Linked DNA regions of Mus musculus: region 1 is linked to region 2. The links are chromatin loops, found by intact Hi-C in ENCODE. Cell type or tissue: left cerebral cortex. All regions are shown on one strand. Each heading gives the region's core, and the rest is flanking DNA. Links, peaks and the distances in the headings are about the cores only. Region 1 holds the start of Bcap31 (B cell receptor associated protein 31). Region 2 overlaps Arhgap4 (Rho GTPase activating protein 4).

Region 1 (2,500 bases), core at 1-2,500, 180 kb after region 2:
CGCCCCTCCCCGGGGCACCAGGCGTGTTTGTCCGCTGAGCAGCCCGGCAGTAACGACAGCGTCTACGCCAAGGCCCAGAATCCCCACCCACCTACCCCTCCCCAGGGGTGGTGATGGGGAAGAGGAGGCGGAGTTGAGGCAAGAGGCGGAGTCCGAGTTAGGGGTGCCCCACCCCGTTCTCGCCCTACCGTTGGACCCCTCCCCCTCTCCGACAACAGAAACGAAGCAAGTCCGCGTACACTACAGAAGCGGCCCCAGCCCTCCCGCCAAGGCGCCTCCAAGCTCCACCCCTGCGTGTCCGAAGTGTCAGAGGCGCGGCAGGGGGCCTTCAACCGTCAGCCTCTACTTCCTTTCTAGACCTTGGCAACAGGCCGCGCCTAAGGGCGGGGCGGGAAACGACAATGGGCGGAGCCGTTAGGGGCCTCTAGAGGACTTGTAGGCGGGGCCTGACGCGCGTTTCCGGTTTCCGCCCGCGGGCTAGGGGGCGGGCCTGAGCATTGGTGAGAGTTTGGTAGTTGCGGTGGGGCGTGCGAGTAGGCTGAAGCTCGGTAAGCTGGGTCCGCATGCATGGCTGACTTTCGGACCAACGAGGTTCCCCCCCAGTCCCTTCATGAGGGAGGAAGGCGAGCATCCCAGAAATACTGTGGGTTCTGGGAAGTGTAGGGATCCGGGCCGACTTCGGAGTTTAGGGCAGGATCAGGCATAGGGATGTTGTGGAGGTAGGTGGAGCGGGACTCTAGGGGACGCGAGGACAGGGGCCAGTCCTCCCCACCCCCCCCCAGAAGAGCTGCCCAGGTAGGCCCAGCTCCTCGAAAGCCACCTGGCGCTGTGGACTTGGGCGTTGTGGCTTGCTAGGGATGCAGGGAGGTCCCTTTTTTGGCTTCGGGAGAGACTTTCTGGTTCTGGAACTTTCTCTGGGTAAGGCCTGGACGTGCTCTGTGGAGACCTGTATTTGCTTTTGGCCTGGATTCCCGCCCTCTAGGAGTCGCTCTTGTGGGCCTTTTGAGAGTAAATGGAGGCCTACACCCTGTGCATTCGTGCGAGCATTCGGAAGGCCTATCTAGTTTTCAAAAGCAGCTTTAGAAGGAGGCTGGAGGCTACTAGGGTTATCAGCCCCTCATAAGCTCTGGAGGAAATGGGCCTGCTTTCTTGTGCAGAGGCTTAGGTGGTGGCGTTTGCAGAAAATACATGTATGAACACTGCAGTCCCAGTCCCACTGTAGAAGCGACTGGAAGACATGTATAGCTCCTGGCAGCAGAGGCTTCTACTCTTGGAAGGAAGCCTAATGGGTGCTGAGGTCCTTCTGTTTACGTACTGTTCTTTTGAGAAACATTTTCTTAAACAGGTCTAGCCTTACAAGGGAGCCTGATGGGTGCTGAGAAGGTTCTCCTATTCTTATGAGAAACATTTTCTTAGTTAAACAGGCTTAAGAGTCTCTTGGACGGCCCCGGGGAAAGGAATCATGAACAAAAGTACCTAGTCATAGTAACATACTTGCTGGAGGGGCACAAGTAACTGTCCCAGGCAAGGGAAGTTTGTTGGCTGGCTAGAATCATTGGTCAAGTGTCTGCTGTTGGGTTAAACCCTGTTTCAACCAGGGTTTCAAAAGCTCTGAAGCAGAATCCTGTGGTCTGTTGTGAAGAATAGCAGCCCCAGCCTCTCCAGGGTCCCTGAGCAGTCCCTGTCAGTGACTTTCCAGCTCTCATGGTTCCTCCTGTTTCTTCTGTATCCTGCCAGGAAACAAGCTCCCATCCCTCTGTTGGAACCCTTTAAGTCACAGGATGAGTTTGCAGTGGACTACAGTTGCCACCTTCCTCTACGCAGAGGTCTTTGCTGTGTTGCTTCTCTGCATTCCCTTCATTTCTCCAAAAAGGTATGGCTAGTGGAACAACAAAGCAAGCATATGATGAGGGTGCTATCAAACCCTGAACCTTGTAGTTTCTGTGTGCAAAATTGGTGGACCCTGAAATTGAGGCTATATGGAAACAAGTAAAACCTGTCTTGAGTAAGGGTGTCAGGAGTATGATTTTTTTTTTCTTATCACCAATCTTGAACATTGTCTGGCTTTGTCACCTCGTCATTTGCTTTCCTGTGCACACTGTCTTCTGGTTTTTGCAAAAGAAGATTTGACTTCAACTTTTTTGAGTAATATTCTCTTGCCAACCCTTGGGCCTCAGGGCTGTAGGGGATAATTGTGTGGAAACTTGAATACTTGCACCATTGGCTTACATTGTTGCCGATTTGCTGACTTTTGACCTCCTAGCTAACTCCTACTGGCATTGCTTAGTAGGCTCATGAGCATTACTCAGCCTATGAAGGATGGAAGCTATAGTCCCTTTTAATAAAAAACAGGCTGGGCGTGGTGGCGTACGCCTTTAGTCCCAGCACTTGGGACGCAGAGGTAGTGGATTTCTGAGTTTGAGGCCAGCCTGGTCTACAGAGTGAGTTCCAGGACAGCCAGAGCTACACAGAGAAACCCTGTCTCGAAAAACAAAAAACA
Region 2 (15,857 bases), core at 12,727-15,226:
GTTCCCATCAAGAGAAATTGGAGTTTGGCCCTAGAATATCTTTTAAATGGCCCTTGCTCACTCAGGGTGTTCAGCCTTTGTGGCTATTATTTCTCACCAGCCTCCCTCAAAAGAAAGTCTTCCAATCATGCTGGAACAGGGGCACTGTTTTGGCACTCTAATTTCTAAAAGGTCGCATAGTCGTGGTTTGGAGGACAATGCATTCTGCTTTGCTGGTCAGCAGAAGTGAGAGTGAATGCCTGGCTCACAGGAAGTGCTAGGGGGCCTGGGTCCCAGCTTTGCAATGCAAATATGCAGGATTTCTCACTCTTTTTTGTCAACTGTTTGTTTGTTTGTTTGTGTGAGTAGGATTGGAGCTTGGTATGTACAGCAGGATAGTATTGAACTCATTATTTTATTCAGGCTGGCCTGGAACTTGCAACATCCCCTGCCTCAAACTTCCAGGGCTAGGAATGACAAGCATATGCCATCACACCCAGATTTTTTTTTTTTACTACATCTATTTTGCTGCAGCCTCTGTGACTCCCTTATTGTATATGAGAGAAGCAGTCCTTGCCCTTCTGAGGTTCACAGGTCTGAGGAGAGAAAAGCAGTAAACAACCAAGTGCACAGCTGATTTCATGTATGATAATAGCCACTACAAAGGACAACCAAGGTCCCAAGAGCACACTGGGGCTAGACAAGGGCCAGAGCTTGGTTGGGGATCAGGGTTTTTTGAGCTGAGATCTGAAAGCTCTGCTACAACCTGGAGTCTTGGAACAGCAGTTTCCTGCCTTCTGTGGACCTCAGATGCAGTTGGCTTGTAATCTATAGCTCTTTGACAGCAGCTGGTGTGCATGTTCGGAAGCAGAACTGCTATTGCTGTTACTGGAGAATCCACACAATAGTGTGATCTGCTGGTGCACTCAGCATTGTGCAGCTCTAATAGGTCCCTCCATGAGTAGCAAGCACATCCCTTCTGGAACACAGGACAGGCACTGTAAGGAAGGGCCTGTTGGGTCCTCTTGGGACCCTACTTGAACTTTAATTGCCATTCTTTAAACCCTGTTATTCTCATTTAGTGGAGATTTCCCCGATAGAAGTCAGCACTCATCCTAGCGAGTGGCTGGCACAGCCCACTTCAGAGACAGGAGACTGGTGGCAGTAACACTTGGTATTGTGGGCTCTGCTTTGCATTGGCTTCGGTGTTAGGAGTTTCCATACATACACACCAGTTCCCATCTGCCTAACTTGTACCCTTAATGGAAAATTAGCAATTTCAATGACCTGGTTAAAGGTGATCCCCAAAATCCACCCCCAAGGGAGTCCAGTGGGTGGTATAAAAGGCTGATGAGTGGGCCGTGCATGCAGCTGGAGAAGTCGGTATTACCATAGAGTGGAGTCTGAGAGCAGGCAGAAGACATACTGAGAAAGGAAATCAGATAGGAAGATGGGAGGTCTGGATAGGAAATACCTAACAAGGCTTTTCATCTCATAGCTCCAGGAAAGTCACTGTCAGGATAGAAGTCCACCCATTCTGATTTCTTTACAGGGGGTTTCTTTGAATAGATACTCCTGGGTCTTACCTTTCAGACTTGCTCTCTGAGTCCCAATGTCCACCATCTTTTCCTTAGACAAGTGAAATGTAGTAGCTGCTCCTTGGGCTCTATACAGTAGCTAGAGGGACCCTGAAAATGAAATGAGACCACTGTTTGGCTTATATCTCCTTGGGCATCCAGATGAGCATTCTAGACCACAAGCTTTAGGTCATCTGCTCCCTCCCAGATTCCTCCCACTTGCTTTTCGTATATATACTTTTAAAAATATTTTCTCTCTCTCTCTCTCTCTCTCTTTTGTTTTGTTTTTCGAGACAGGGTTTCTCTGTGCAGTCCTGCTATTTATTTATTTTTATGGATGAGTGTTCTGTCTGCATGCCAGAAGAGGGCATTGGAAATTATTATAGATAGTTGTGAGCCACCATATGGTTGCTGGGAATTGAACTCAGGACCACTGGAAGAGGTGCTTTTGTTTTTGTTTTTGTTTTTTTTGGGGGGGGTTGTTGTTGTTGTTGTTTTGAGACAGGGTTTCTCTGTATAGCCCTGGCTGTCCTGGAACTCACTTTGTAGACCAGGCTGGCCTCGAACTCAGAAATCCGCCTGCCTCTGCCTCCCGAGTGCTGGGACTAAAGGTGTGCGCCACTACCGCCCGGCTTGGAAGAGGTGCTCTTAACTGCTGAGCCATCTTTATAGCCCCTTGTATACTTTTTTAAAAGGCAGTGTCTTGTGTAGCCTAGGATAACCTCAAGCTCACAGTGAAGCCAAAGATGATCTTGAATTCTGATACTCTTGCTCCTACTTCTTGAGTATTGAGATTATAGTACACCACTACACTTGGCCCATGTGTCCATCTTATAAGTACCCATTGCTCCTGGCCATTCTACCATGGCTCTTTTCCCATGCTGTCTGTCTCCCACTATGGTCCCTGCTCCAGAGGAACAGGGACTGTGTCTAGAATATGCCTGGAATGAAATAGATACAAAATCACATTGCACTAAATGAAGGGATCAAGTAATGTCCTGTTTTGAGGATATAGTTGAAGACCTGTTTGTTGTTCATATCCTGTTTACCAGAAGCCGAGACAGTGTGCCTTATGTATTCTATGTAATGGGGTGTGGGTTGTGGTGCTCATATGAGCCCTTGGTCTGGGAGATGGGGACACACTAGTGCTAGAGCTTGCAGGTTAGGCAGCTTTTGCTTTAGATATGGGTGAGGTAAGAAGTATTACCAAATCAGGCTAGAGATAAGATGTCAAAAGCCCTGTGGTAGTATGGGGCCACCAGCTATGACTCCCCTGTAAGATAGAGGGAAAAGTCTTGGGGTGGGTAACTGTCAGTAGAAACAACAGGCAGAAAACTTAGTCCAGCCCCTTCTGTCCCTTCACTTATCAACACTTGGCCATGGCTCTTACTATGGAACAGGTTTGACCTGGCCTGAAGTCTCTCCAGCTTGGTGGAGTACCACAGCAGTCCTGCCCCTGAGCAGCTGCTTGTGTTTGTACAGAAACCACAGTCCAGAGTTCTCTGCCTTAGGGCCCTTCCCAAGTGCACAGGGGCTTCTGAACCTGAGTACTTTCCTTCGGGGCACACTTCTGTTCTTTGCTCTAGCTTTTAGCTCAGTCAGGTGCCAGGGAGCCTTTGGTGTAGACAGGTTGTCTGTCTCTGCATCTCCTATGTCTTTCTGGTCTGGTTGGTTCACGGCTTGCATGTCTGCCCGCCCTAAACCAAGGTCCCCTTGCAGAGATGCGCTGGCAGTTGAGTGAGCAGCTTCATTGCCTGGAGCTTCAGGGAGAGCTTCGGCGGGATTTGCTGCAGGAGCTAGCTGAGTTCATGCGGCGCCGGGCGGAGGTAGAACTGGAGTATTCTCGGGGCCTGGACAAGTTGGCTGAACGCTTTACCAGCCGCAGTGGTCGCCTTGGGGGCAGCAGCCAGGAGCAGCAAAGCTTCCGGTAGGTACCACACTAGCAGTAGTGCCTTGCAGGTCCTGAGACCTAGGCTCCTTGGTCTGAGTTCTCCTCTGCTACAGGAAGGAGCCGACTCTCCTGTCACCCTTGCACTGCTGGGCTGTGCTGCTGGAACACACTCGGCAGCAGAGTCGGGAAAGTGCTGCCCTCAGTGAGGTGCTGGCTGGGCCCCTGGCACAGCGCCTAAGTCACATCAGCGAAGATGTGGGACGTATTGTCAAAAAGGTAGGGTCTGTGGAAGGGCTCAGAATCTAACCGGAAAAAAAAAAAAAAGCACATGGGGATCTATCTGTGGTTGAGAGGCATGGGAGGCCAGGTGGAAATTGTAGTCCAAGGTCGTCTCATCCCAATCTGAGGTGGGATGAGTTGTCACAGGATGCTGGGAGGCATTAAGTAGAGGGATGCTATGGTCACACATTCCCCTTCATCTCTAGAGCAAGGACCTGGTGCAGCAGTTGCAGGCTGAGCTCCTGGAAGTGGTCTCAGAACTCCAGACAGTAAGCAGGACCTGCTGTCTACTAACAACAGGAAGCAGGAACAGCTGCTGCAAGCCATTGCATCTCCCAATCAGGCTCAAAAAATGGATGCTCATGGGAGACCTGAGTCTTTAGTCTGGGGGGCAACAGGCATGGGCCCCTCTATGCTCTGAGAACAGAGTAGTTAAATAACAACACACTTAGGTGAAATGGCCCAAATTTCAGATCTGAATCTTGGGGGCGCTAAGTGGGGCTGAGGGACTCTTCTTAGTCATGACCTTCAGCAGGGCTACTTTGCCTGGGCCTCCCTGCAGACCAAGAAGATGTACCATGTGTACCACTCAGAGAGCATGAATGCTGAGACTAAACTTCGGGAAGCGGAGCGGCAAGAGGAGAAGCGGTCAGGCAGGAGTGCCTTATCCACCACCACTACTACTTCTGCCACCACCACCACTACTACCACCACCGTTGAGACAGGGCCCCACCGAAAGAGCTCTCTCAAGAAAGGAGGGCGGCTAGTGGAGAAGGTGGGCCTGGAAGGCAATGGGCCTCCTGTCTCTGTCCATCTCTGATAGCTCTGGCCCCTGGCCTTTGTCCTTACAAAGGACAGCTTGGCTGTCCCTGGAGCAAAAAAGAGTAGGAGAAGAGTCATAGGCCTCCAGCAAGGTTCTTCCTGGTCAGACCTGAAGGCTCTGGGATATAGAAAGACAATGGCAGCATTAGGTTACAGATGCTTCAACAGACCTAAAAGATGGGGAAAGACAACCACAGGGCCATGACAGATGATTCTATCACACCATGCTCCAAGCTTGTCCCACAGCCTTGCTGAAGCAGAGAGCTATAGTACTCTAAGTCTAGAGAACTTTTTCCTACTAGCTTCTAAGGTTTTAAGGGCACAAGAACTCAGGATGAGTGACTGGGTGCCATTCCTCAAGAAGAAGCATTCAAGGGGACCCCTTGGAAAGAGTGGGGAGGCGCCCATGCTAAGTAGGGTTGAGGACAATGACTTTTGTTCTGTGTCATCCCTATGTGGAGCCTAAGTGGCTTTGTCATACATCCTCCTAGCTCTTATCTCCATCATGGAGTCTACATATGGATGCCTTTTACTTAATCATCTGTTTCCATGTGACCTGATTCCACTTTGGAGAATGACAGTGAGGCATGTTGGGGACTCAAACCAAGGCAAGGGCAGTGGGTGGCAGGGAGGGGGATCAGCTCTTGCCAAGAGATCAAAAGTAGCCAGTGAAGAGCTAAGGAGTTGAGATAGGTTATGGGGATTGAGTGGGAGACTACACAGTAAGGCTGAGCACTGAGTGCACCAATGGCAGAGTAAAGAAGTTCATATATTAAGCATGAACTTAATACCTGCGGCACATTGGGCATGCTTGTCTGTAGAGGGAATGAGAAAATGTGGAGATAAGAGTGGTCTCTAAGTGAGTGACCCTGGTGTGCCTTGGTGTCTTGAGCAGCGTCAGGCCAAGTACTTGGAGCATAAACTTAAGTGCACCAAGGCCCGAAATGAGTACCTGCTCAGCCTGGCCAGTGTCAATGCCGCCATCAGCAACTACTACTTACACGATATCTTGGATCTCATGGATGTGAGTTTTGTGTGGGCAAGCAGGTGGGGCTATGGTAACTGGAGCTTAAAAGCTTGGAGTCCTTGACTCTGGTTCCAGGGCCACAACAGTGTCTGCTTGCTTCTTCCCAGTGCTGTGACACAGGTTTCCATTTGGCCCTGGAGCAGGCCCTCCGGAGCTACACAGCTGCTGAGAGCCGTACCCAAACCTCCCAGATGCAGGGCTTAGGCAGCCTGGAAGAGGCTCTGGAGGCTTTGGATCCTCCAGGGGACAAGGCCAAGGTGCTTGAGGTTCATGCCATGGCCTTCTGTCCCCCTCTACGTTTTGAATACCAGCCCCATGAAGATGATGAGGTGAGGGTTAGTTTATTACACCCACTACTGCTACCCTTAAGGACCAAGCATTTCAAAGGGTTTCATGGTCTCTGGACTTCATGTTACTGTGGGTCAGTCACATTTACATTTCCCTAAAACAAAACAAATTCCAGGATGCTAAAAGTTCTTTTTTTCTCAGTCCTCCATTCCATAGCCTCTGGCCCATTAGAACACTTTTCTGTGGCAGCTCACTCATGGGACTGCCCTCAAACACAGTGCAACCATCACAACAATCCAAATGTTCACTATGACTATCCATATACTATACATTGAAAACTGTTCTTAGCCATGTACTTGTCCATGCCTGTTATCCTAGTACTGGGAAAACTAAGGCTGGAGGATTATCCTAAGTGTAAGGCTAGCCTGGGCTATATAGTGAAATCCCCAGCTTAGACTTCTGTGTAAAAACCCGTCTACAAACAGAGAAACTGACAACAGCAAAAAAAATTCATAACAAACACTTGGGAAGAAATACAGCATGTAGCATCATTTCTAATTAGATGTCTGTACTCATCCCAGGAGCTTTTAGGATAGTCTTTCTCCTCTGATGTAAAATTCCATGATGCTTTGCCTTGGAGATCTATTTTCCTTCTTGGTGCTAAGCAATGAGTGTACCTGTCTGCTTTTGAGGCTCTTGGGTTCCTTTGATATCCTCCTCTTCCTTCTACTCTTAACCCCCCCCCAACCTGCCTTGTAATTAGATTTCACAGGTTGATTGATTCTCTAATTTCTTTCTGCTTTCCCTTTTCTGTTTCCCAACTCTATTAAAGATTTCTTTTTGAAATCTCTTCCAACTCTTTGCTGAATTAAAAATAAATTCACTAATGGGCAGTGATGGTGTACACCTTTAGTCCCAGCACTGGGAGGTAGAGTCAGACAGAAATAAGTCTGTCTGTCTGTCTCTCTCTCTCTCTCTCTCTCTCTCTCTCTCTGTGTGTGTGTGTGTGTGTGTGTGTGTGTGTGTGTATGCATCTGTATATAAGTGCCTACAGAAGTCAGAAGAAGCCATTGGATATCTTGGACCTGGATTACAGGTGGTTATGAGCTGCCTGTTTGCTGGGAACCAAACTCTTCTGTGTTCTTCTGCAAAAGGAGTAATCACTTCTAACCTCTGGGCGTCTCTTCAGCCTCCACTATGTCTGCTTTGAAATAGATCATTATTTTAAAAAATTTAAATTATGTGTGTGTAAATATATATAATGCCTAACGTGTGTGTGTACCTGTGAAGATCAGATGAGGGCAGTAGATCACCTGGAACTAGAGTTACAGGTAGTTGTGAGCCACCTAACATGGGTGCTGGAAACTGAACTCAGGTCCTTTGGGTGAACAGCAAGTGCTCTTAACTGCTAAACCAGCTTTCTAGCCCAATAGATCACATTTTTTTAATTGATAAAAATAAAATTTATGCCAGGCAGTGGTGGCACACGCCTTTAATCCCAGCACTTGGGAGGCAGAGGCAAGTGGATTTCTGAGTTTGAGGCCAGCCTGGTCTACAGAGTGAGTTCCAGAACAGCCAGGTCTACACAGAGAAACCCTGTCTCAAAAAACCAAAAATAGGGGCTGGTGAGGTGGCTCAGTGGTTAAGAGCGCCGACTGCTCTTCCGAAGGTCCGGAGTTCAAATCCCAGCAACCACATGGTGGCTCATAACCATCCGTAACGAAATCTGATGCCCTCTTCTGGATTATCTGAGGACAGCTACAGTGTACTTACATATAATAAATAAATAAATCAAAAAAAAAAAAAGAATTCCTGCACAATTACTAATATTGCCTGTAAAGGTTGCCGACATAGAGACAATATCTCTTTAAAAAAAAACAAAAATAAAATAAAATAAAATTTATTATTTCTGATATTTTCAAGTGCAAGGTTCAGTGCTGTTAAAGTACATTTACACTCCTATGGGGCTGTCACCCTATCTATTTTCTTTTTCTTTTTAAATTTTATTTTATTTTTAATTTAATTTTTACACTCCATATTCCATTCCCCTCCTCCCCATCCACCCTCTGTCTGCTCCACATCCAGCACCTCCTCCCCACCCCCCTGTCTCCACGTGGATGCCCCCACCCCCACCCACCTGACCTCGAAACTCCCTGGGGCCTCCAGTCTCTTGAGGGTTAGGTGCATCATCTCTGAATGAACACAGACCTGGAAGTCCTCTGCTGTATGTGTGTTGGGGGCCCTCAGCTGGTGCATGCTGTCTGGTGGTCCAGTGTTTGAGAGATCTCAGGGGTCCAGATTACTTGAGACTGCTGATCCTCCTAGAGGATCGCTTTTCTCCTCAGCTTCTTTCAGCTTTCCCTAATTCAACAACAGGGGTCAGCTGCTTCTGTCCATTGGTTGGGTGCAAATATCTGCATCTGACTCTTTCAGCTGCTTGTTGAGTCTTTCAGAGGGCAGTCATGCTATGTTCCTTTTTGTGAGTGCTCCATAGCCTCAGTAATAGTGTCAGGCCTTGGTACCTCCTCTTGAGCTGGATCCTACTTTGGGCCTGTTGCTGGACCTTCTTTTCTTCAGGCTCCTCTCTATTTCCATCCCTGTAATTCTTTCAGACAGGAACAATTATAGACCAGAGATGTGACTGTGGGATGGCAACCCCATCCCTCACTTGATGTCCTGTCTTCCTGCTGGAGGTGGACTCTATAAGTTCTCTCTCCCTACTGTCAGGCATTTCATCTAAGGTCTCTCCATTTGAGTCCTGGGAGTCTCTCACCTCCCAGGTTTCTGATGCATTCTGAAGGGTCCCCCAACCTTTTATTTCCTGAGGTTGCCTGGTTACATTCTTTCTGTTGGCCCTCAAGGCTTCAGTCTTTTTCCCTAACCCAATACCAGATCAGGTTCCCCTCTCCCCTGCCCCCATCCACTTTCCCTCCCATTTGTCCCAAATAAATACTTAGGATTGCATTCCTGTCCTTCCAGCTTTTGGAGGAACCCACTATCCTGCTACCTCTGTGAACTTGGCTATAGCACTGACACATAAAGGACTTTCCCAGTAGTGGCCTTATACAGCATTTGTCTTGTAGGGACTACCTCATTTTTTTCTTCCTTTCTTTTTTTTTTCTTTTTGGTGTGTGTGGGGCATGGAGGGGAAAGGGGCTTCTCTGTGTAGATTTGGCTGTCCTAGGAACTAGCTCTGTAGACAAGGATGGCTTCACACTTAGAAATCCTCCTGCCTCTGCCTGCACTGGGATTAAAGGCATAAGCCAGACACCACTGACTGGCTTCTTTTTTAACATGACACATATTTTATGTGTTCCTTTGTATTGGTATTTGAGGCTTACTGATTGATACAAATGTTATTCTTAGCTGAAACTGTAATTCAGTTGGGAGGGTGCATGCTCTAATCCTTTAGTTCTATCCCTAGCAGTCCATAAACCTGGCATGGTGGTGAATGCCTGTCATCCCAGCACTCAGGAGTTAGAGGCAAGCAACGGAAATGCGTCCTGAGCTCTGCTCTGACCTATTCCTCATCCCTGGTACTGTCCGCTACAGGTGGCCGAGGTCCTGATTGAGATGGAACTGTGGGATGAGATTTTGCCCAGAGCTCAAAACATTCAGAGTCGCCTGGACCAAAAGACCATCGAGACAGAAGAGGCACGATGGCTCAGCCCGGGATGGGGACAGGCCCTAGAGTCTTCTCTCAGCTTCAGCTGCCCTGAAAGTTCCTTCCTAGCTGGCAATAGCTTTCCTCTTTCTGAAGATTTAGACTTTGTTCCTCCCATACTCTCCTGACTTACTGCCCTGGCACTGTCCCCTCAGGTGAATAAGACACTGAAGGCAACACTTAAGGCTCTGCTAGAGGCGGTGGCATCAGAGGATGGGGACATACTGGACTCTTTGCAGGCCAGCCCCTCCACTGAGTCCCTCAAGTCTACAAGCTCGGACCCAGGCACCCGACAGACAGGCCGTAGACGGAACCAGCAGCAGGAGACAGAAACCTTCTATATTACGGTGGGGCTGGACAGGTGGGACAGGGCCACAAAGGGCAGCACAGAGAAAGGGGGCTGAGTTGAGGTTGAAATTAGGGGCTCTTTGGGTTTCCCAGAAGCTGCAGGAATATCTGAGTGGCCGGAGCATCCTTTCCAAGCTGCAGGCCAAGCATGAAAAACTTCAGGAAGCCATACAACAAGGTGGGTCCCATTCCAGGCATACCCTCTCTGGGGCCCAAAGCTTCCCTTTCCTCATCCCTCTGATCTAGCCCATGCTCCTCTCTGACCAGAGAGGTTGTTTGGCATGCAGGAACTAACCCAGTGTAGGTCATTGGATTATCCTGAACTTCCAGTCTAAGCCTCTTCTCTCTGGGGTTTATTGAAGCTTTACAGCCTGAGAGACAAAAAAATATTTTCTCCTCTCCAGGTAACAAGGAAAAGCAAGAGACATCTCGGTGAGTCCTTCATGGGGTGCTGGCCTATTCACAGGTTCCCCAACTCCCTGTTCTTGCTGCACAACTCTAGTTCTACTGCCAGCACCCTGTGGCCCTAACACCCCAATTTGTCTAGGAGGTTCAGGGCCTGTGGCATGGGATAGGGATGGAGAGACTTCTCCATGGCTTGTTCCCCTAAAAGGCAGTTTCCATTCATCTTAGGACCCAGTGCACAGAGAGAAAATTCCACAAGAGCCATCCCCCCCATCCTAGATTCCAGTATAATCAGAGACTTTTTGGAGGTGATCTGGAGAAGTTTATCCAGGTACTTGTTTTGTTCTACACTCCAGCTCATTAGAGACCATTCCTGTCCCTTCTTGTCTTTCTCCAGCTTTGGTGGCCCAAGCAACTGCCTAATCTCAGTGTTCTCTAGTCCCAATCTTGCTGGGTGGATCTCAGGTGTTCCTTCCTGCGCAAGCTATTGCCAGCCTTGCTGAGGTCTCTGTGCTTCCTTGTGGCCTCTACCAATTAAAGGAAACTCTGTTTGTTTGTTTGTTTGTTTGTTTCTTTTTTTTTTTAAGAGACAGGGTTTCTCTGTGTAGTCCTGGCTGTCCTGGAACTCACTTTGTAGACCAGGCTGGCCTCGAACTCGGAAATCCACCTGCCTCTGCCTCCTGAGTCCTGGGATTAAAGGCGTGCGCCACCACCGCCCGGCTGTTTGTTTGTTTCTTATTGTTGGTCTTTGCTTCTTGTTTTTTGAGACAGAGTCTCACTCTGTAGACCAGTCTGCCCTCAAACTCACAGAGATCAGCCTGCCTCTGCTTCCCAAGTGTTGGGATTAAAGGGTATGCCACCATATCCAGTTTTAAAGGAAACACTTAAGGAACTCAGAAAACCTGGGGCTGTAACACTTTTAGCGATGAGATGTTGAGAGTTCTCCCCTATGATTAGGATCAGCACAAGATGCTTATAGGCCATACTTCCGGCCCAAATTTTGTCAATTCTAAACAGAAAATAAAAAAGGAATGCAGCTGAGATCTGAAAGAACTAGGTTATGGTGGTGCAGCCTGTAATCCTAGCACTTTGGGGGTGGATGATCAGGAGATCAAGGCTAGCCTCAGCTACACAGCAAGTTTTAGGCCAACCTAAGGTTAATGAGGGGCTGTCTCAAAGGGGAGGAAGGGAAAAAACCTCAGTGTCATTTGCAAATATGTCATGTACCTAGAGCATTCATAAGAATCAGAAATTTAAATGAACAAATATAAGTTTTGCAGTGCTCTTTGAAGGGCAACATCTGGATTTTTTTGGTTTTTGGTTTTTGTTTTTTTTGTTTTTTGAGACAGGGTTTCTCTGTATAGCCCTGGCTGTCCTGGAACTCACTTTGTAGACCAGGCTGGCCTTGAACTCAGAAATCTGCCTGCCTCTGCCTCCCAAGTGCTGGGATTAAAGGCGTGTGCCACCATGCCCGGCAACATCTGGATTTTGACTACCTTATTACACTTGTAACAATTTGCATAAAAAAAAAGATAAAATGCCATGTCAATGTCACCAGCAAATCAGTTTCTTCACAGAAATTCCAATAAACTCCACTGTAACACTATTAGGAGAAAAGTGATAGAATAATAAGGGGTCTTGCTATATCCTAGTGAAATAAATGTGTTCTCTGTCCCCAGAGCTCAGGCCAACCTGTGCCCCTTGTGGTGGAGAGCTGTATTCGCTTCATTAATCTCAATGGTAAGTGTAGCTTATCTTCTGCCATGCTGGCACTGGGTATTTGTGGAGAAAGGGATTCTGCCTGTCAGCTCCTTGTCCTCCACAGGCCTGCAACATGAAGGCATTTTCCGGGTATCAGGTGCCCAGGCCAGGATCTCAGAGATCCGAGATGCCTTTGAAAGAGGTGAGGACTGATGGACAAATGTGGCAATGGCTTCAGTAGGCATAAGTAGTCTCCTCATTTTAGCATGTTACCCTCCACAGGGGAGGACCCTCTGGAGAAAGGCTGTACTGTCCATGACCTAGACTCAGTGGCTGGGGTACTAAAGCTGTACTTTCGGAGCCTGGAGCCCCCACTCTTCCCCTTGGACATGTTTAATGAGCTGCTGGCTTCAGCAGGTGAGCTCTGAGGCCAGCTAGGTAGGAGAGCCACCCCTTAGTGCAATTGAATACAGCTTTACTCAGTCTGCTCTCTTGGGCTGCCTTGGCCACAGAACTGGAAGTTGTGGGTGAGCGAGTAGAGCCTGTGAGCCATCTGCTATTCAAACTACCCAGACCTGTGCTAGTGGTCCTACGCTATCTCTTCACCTTCCTCAACCAGTGAGTACTTCTGGGGAGCCAGTTGGCTGTTGGGATTGGAGGGGTCACTAGTGCTGGAGTTCCCTGCCTGTGATCTTCGTGTTTCCCCAGCCTGGCCCAGTACAGTGATGAGAACATGATGGACTCCTACAACCTGGCTGTATGTTTTGGGCCTACACTGTTGCCTGTGCCTGCTGGGCAAGACCCAGTAGCCTTGCAAGGCCGAGTGAACCAGCTGGTCCAGACCCTTATCCTGCAACCAGCACGGATTTTCCCACCTCCAGCCATGCTGCCAGGCCCCATCTATGAGAAATGCATGGCACCACCTTCTGCCAGCTGCCTGGGGTATGCTTGGGGGCTTCTTGGGGCAGAGGGAGTCTAGTGGAGGCAAGTTTGTCTTACTTTGCTTGAAACATCAGGGATGGCCAGTTGGAGAGCCTCATTGGGGAGCCAGAGCTGGAGTTGAAAACTGGGACCACAGCTCAGGAGGATGGTGAGAAAGGAGCAGGGAGACGCTACCCCATCTTTTTCCTGTGTACCTACTCTACCCTCAGCCAGACCCTCTCTTTCCCATAGACCAGGAGGGAGTTTTGGAGGCTGTGGCCTGCTTTGCCTACACTGGTCGTACGGCCCAGGAGCTGACATTCCAGCGAGGGGATGTGCTGCGATTGTATGCTCGGGCATCAAGTGACTGGTGGCGAGGGGAGCATGCTGGTGTGCAGGGGCTCATTCCCCATAAGTACATCACACTTTGTGAGGGGTGAGTGAGCTATAGCCCTAGGGAGGGTCCCATTGTATCTGCCTTGGATCTCCTGAGTGGTGGTATTCATGGTTGCTTTTTAGCTCCTACTGGGTATAGATCTTCAGGCTTTCTTCCTTCTGGAAGTAGCTGCTGTCATTCAGACATCTCAAACAGGACTTGTTATAACCCAAGTTGCTGCCCTCCCCAACCCCAAGCCAGAGTTTATGGGTCTTGGTTGGGCTCAAGAACAATCATTCTCAACTCCTTTGATTGAGGCAGGGGCCACTGGCCTCCAAACTCCAGCCAGGAAAGAGTCCAAAGTAAGCCAGTCTTTTCCTTGCCCAGGGATGAGAAGCAGATGGCTGGTTCAGGACTACAGGCCATGGGGGAATCTGTGAGCCATCCAGAGGGCTTCCTGACGTTGGAGTTTGCCAACCGGTAAGCCAGGTGAAGGCAGGCCTTTGGGAAAACTCCTCAGAGGGTTCTTCTTGACTTGTGTGCTGTTAGAAGCAGCAGGCATAGTGGGCCAGAGGCTACCTACACTGCTAAGCTTGAGGGTGTGGGCTCAGGCTTTAGTCACATGGGATTGGAGGAGTTGTTGCATAAAAGTCACTAAGTGTAGATAGAACAGAGTCAGCCTTTTTGTAACTTGGAGAGGTTCTAGAAGAGTTTGAGGACTATGGAGGCTCATCCTTTTCCTTGACTATATCTAAGATGGGCACTGCCAGCTTGGGTCAAGGATTTCCTAGGGCCATTGCCAATCTTTTTTATCTCTGCTTTGTAGGTTGGAACTAGGCACCCCACCTGAGGCTTTGGGCCCCTCTAGGCACAGACGACCCTGTTTAGTCCCTACCTCCCCTGAAGGACATGTGGAAATGGATAAGGTAAAAGCCAGGACTGGCTATGGAGCCAGCAGGGGGCGCCTTTTCTACATGTTCTTTGCCCTCCCCAAGGTGAGGCTCATTGCTCCTACTCTCCTTGGTCCCAGTTACCACCTGTTACCAGACATGCAAGTCAAGTCACAATTTAGGGAGGAACATGGGGACAAGAGGAAAGAGACAGGGTGGCAGGGACAAGTGTAGGAGCACAGAGGCAAAGATGAGAGGGCAGATCATGAGCCCAGTTGTGGTATGGGACTCACAACATTCTTGAGTTAGAGAGAAGCCAGACTGTTTAGACTGATATGGGCAAGGAGCTCCAGGACAAACTTCAAGGCTGACACCTAGAGCTTAGCAAGCTAGGGAGAGTGAGGTGAGAGGACAAATGGTGGGGAAGGAGGAGGGGCAGCTGGCTGAGGAAACAAAATAATCTCAAAACAAGGCTCTGATGAGTGGTACAACTTAAGGAGTCCCCTTTATTCAGTGGGTTCTGTGAGACCCTATAGACTGAGCAGGAAAACCCTGAAGACTGTTACTAAGTCTGAGGAAGAATGGTCCCACTCCTAGGCCTAAGGATCCTAGGGCAGGCTGGTAAAAACACAGGAGCTAAAGCCTGGTAGCTGGAAGACCCAAGGGAAAACACTGACCCAGGAGTCCCTTGTATGTTTACAGCATCAGAGGCCATGGATAGAAGCTGTGGTGTCAGCCAGAGAAAAAGTAGGAGTAGAAAGAGGGGGAACCCAGGGCTCAAAGCTGCCCCCACCCTCCAGAACAAGACCAAGAAGTTACTATCCCACAAGTAACACTGAAAGTGACTAGAGGAAGGAAGGTGGAATGGAGTGGGGAAGGTGGTCTGGAGTCTCAACTGGTCCCTCCCATGACCCCTGGAGAGGGGGCCTAGCCTGGTCTAGCTAAGGTATGGTAGCCAAGGCCTTAGTTTGGAGATTGGCAGAAACTCACTGGGCACTCTCTGTTTTTCCTTTCTGCTAGGCTGTGGCACAGAACATGAATTCTGTGTTTAAGGAGCTCTTGGGAAAGACTGCTGTCCGCCAGGGCCATGGGTTAGCATCTACAGCCTCCCCGAGTCTAGGAACTCTGACGCCCCTGGCCTGCAGCAGCATCAGCAAAAACAAAGTCTTCTCCCGGGGACCTGGGGCTCCAATTTCCCCCTCAACCTCCCATCCCCAGGGTCCAGATTCAACTCGCAAGCCAGTCTGAGGCAGCTTACCTCCAGCAGCCACCACCAAGCCCACCATTCCACATAGGCCTATTGCTTCACCTCAGCCCTCTTCTAGGTCTCTTGGGAGGTAGCAAAGGAAGGAAGCTGGAGATGAGCTCCTCTTATGCCTTTGCTTGGAAGCCTTGGGCTGTGGCTGTGAAATATGGAAGTGGCAGTAATTCATAAAGACCCCATGTGCTGGTTGCTGTTGTAATAGCCTGTGCTGTTTGGGGGGCGCTGAACAGGTAGGGTGCAGGGCAACTCCCAGAGCCTGCACTGCTAGAGACCAGATGCCAAGACAGAAGGTTGACATGGAGCTGTTTATTTTCACCTGGGGACCTGCTCTCAAAAATACAGTCTTGGTTGCTTATATCACAGATTCCTGAACATAGGTATGTCTATGGGTGTGCGAATCTTTGTATTTCAGCTTCTGTGCCCAC

What was found. A loop is a pair of places that touch in the nucleus more often than their neighbours do. Peaks named below come from ENCODE experiments on the same cell type or tissue, not always from the same donor. Only the 100,000 strongest peaks of a DNase experiment are listed, where the experiment ranks them.
Region 1: it touches region 2 in a loop (2.8-fold over the local background); 2 of 42 quality-filtered maps call a loop at or near these places.

Annotation. Positions count from the first base shown.
Region 1 is chrX:73,714,166-73,716,665 of GRCm38, reverse strand. Bcap31 (B cell receptor associated protein 31) reads left to right here and starts at 462. Exons shown (of 8, transcript NM_012060.5): 1 at 462-548; 2 at 1,738-1,873. The coding sequence starts at 1,782. Abcd1 (ATP-binding cassette, sub-family D (ALD), member 1) reads right to left here and starts at 69. Exons shown (of 10, transcript NM_007435.2): 1 at 1-69. In left cerebral cortex, for the core only: a CTCF peak has its summit at 982; DNase peaks (open chromatin) are centred at 200, 365 and 1,016; H3K4me3 peaks cover 1,380 bases; H3K27ac peaks cover 719 bases.
Region 2 is chrX:73,894,295-73,910,151 of GRCm38, reverse strand. Arhgap4 (Rho GTPase activating protein 4) reads left to right here. Exons shown (of 22, transcript NM_138630.2): 2 at 3,276-3,483; 3 at 3,561-3,723; 4 at 3,933-3,995; 5 at 4,289-4,501; 6 at 5,444-5,572; 7 at 5,683-5,904; 8 at 9,416-9,517; 9 at 9,683-9,874; 10 at 9,969-10,053; 11 at 10,280-10,307; 12 at 10,509-10,611; 13 at 11,960-12,020; 14 at 12,106-12,183; 15 at 12,264-12,398; 7 more. The coding sequence ends at 15,416. It overlaps Avpr2 (arginine vasopressin receptor 2), which reads right to left. Exons shown (of 3, transcript NM_019404.2): 3 at 15,724-15,857. Among named protein-coding and RNA genes, the nearest start is that of Arhgap4, 9.1 kb to the left of the region's middle. In left cerebral cortex, for the core only: a CTCF peak has its summit at 14,234 (motif pointing right); a DNase peak (open chromatin) is centred at 14,247.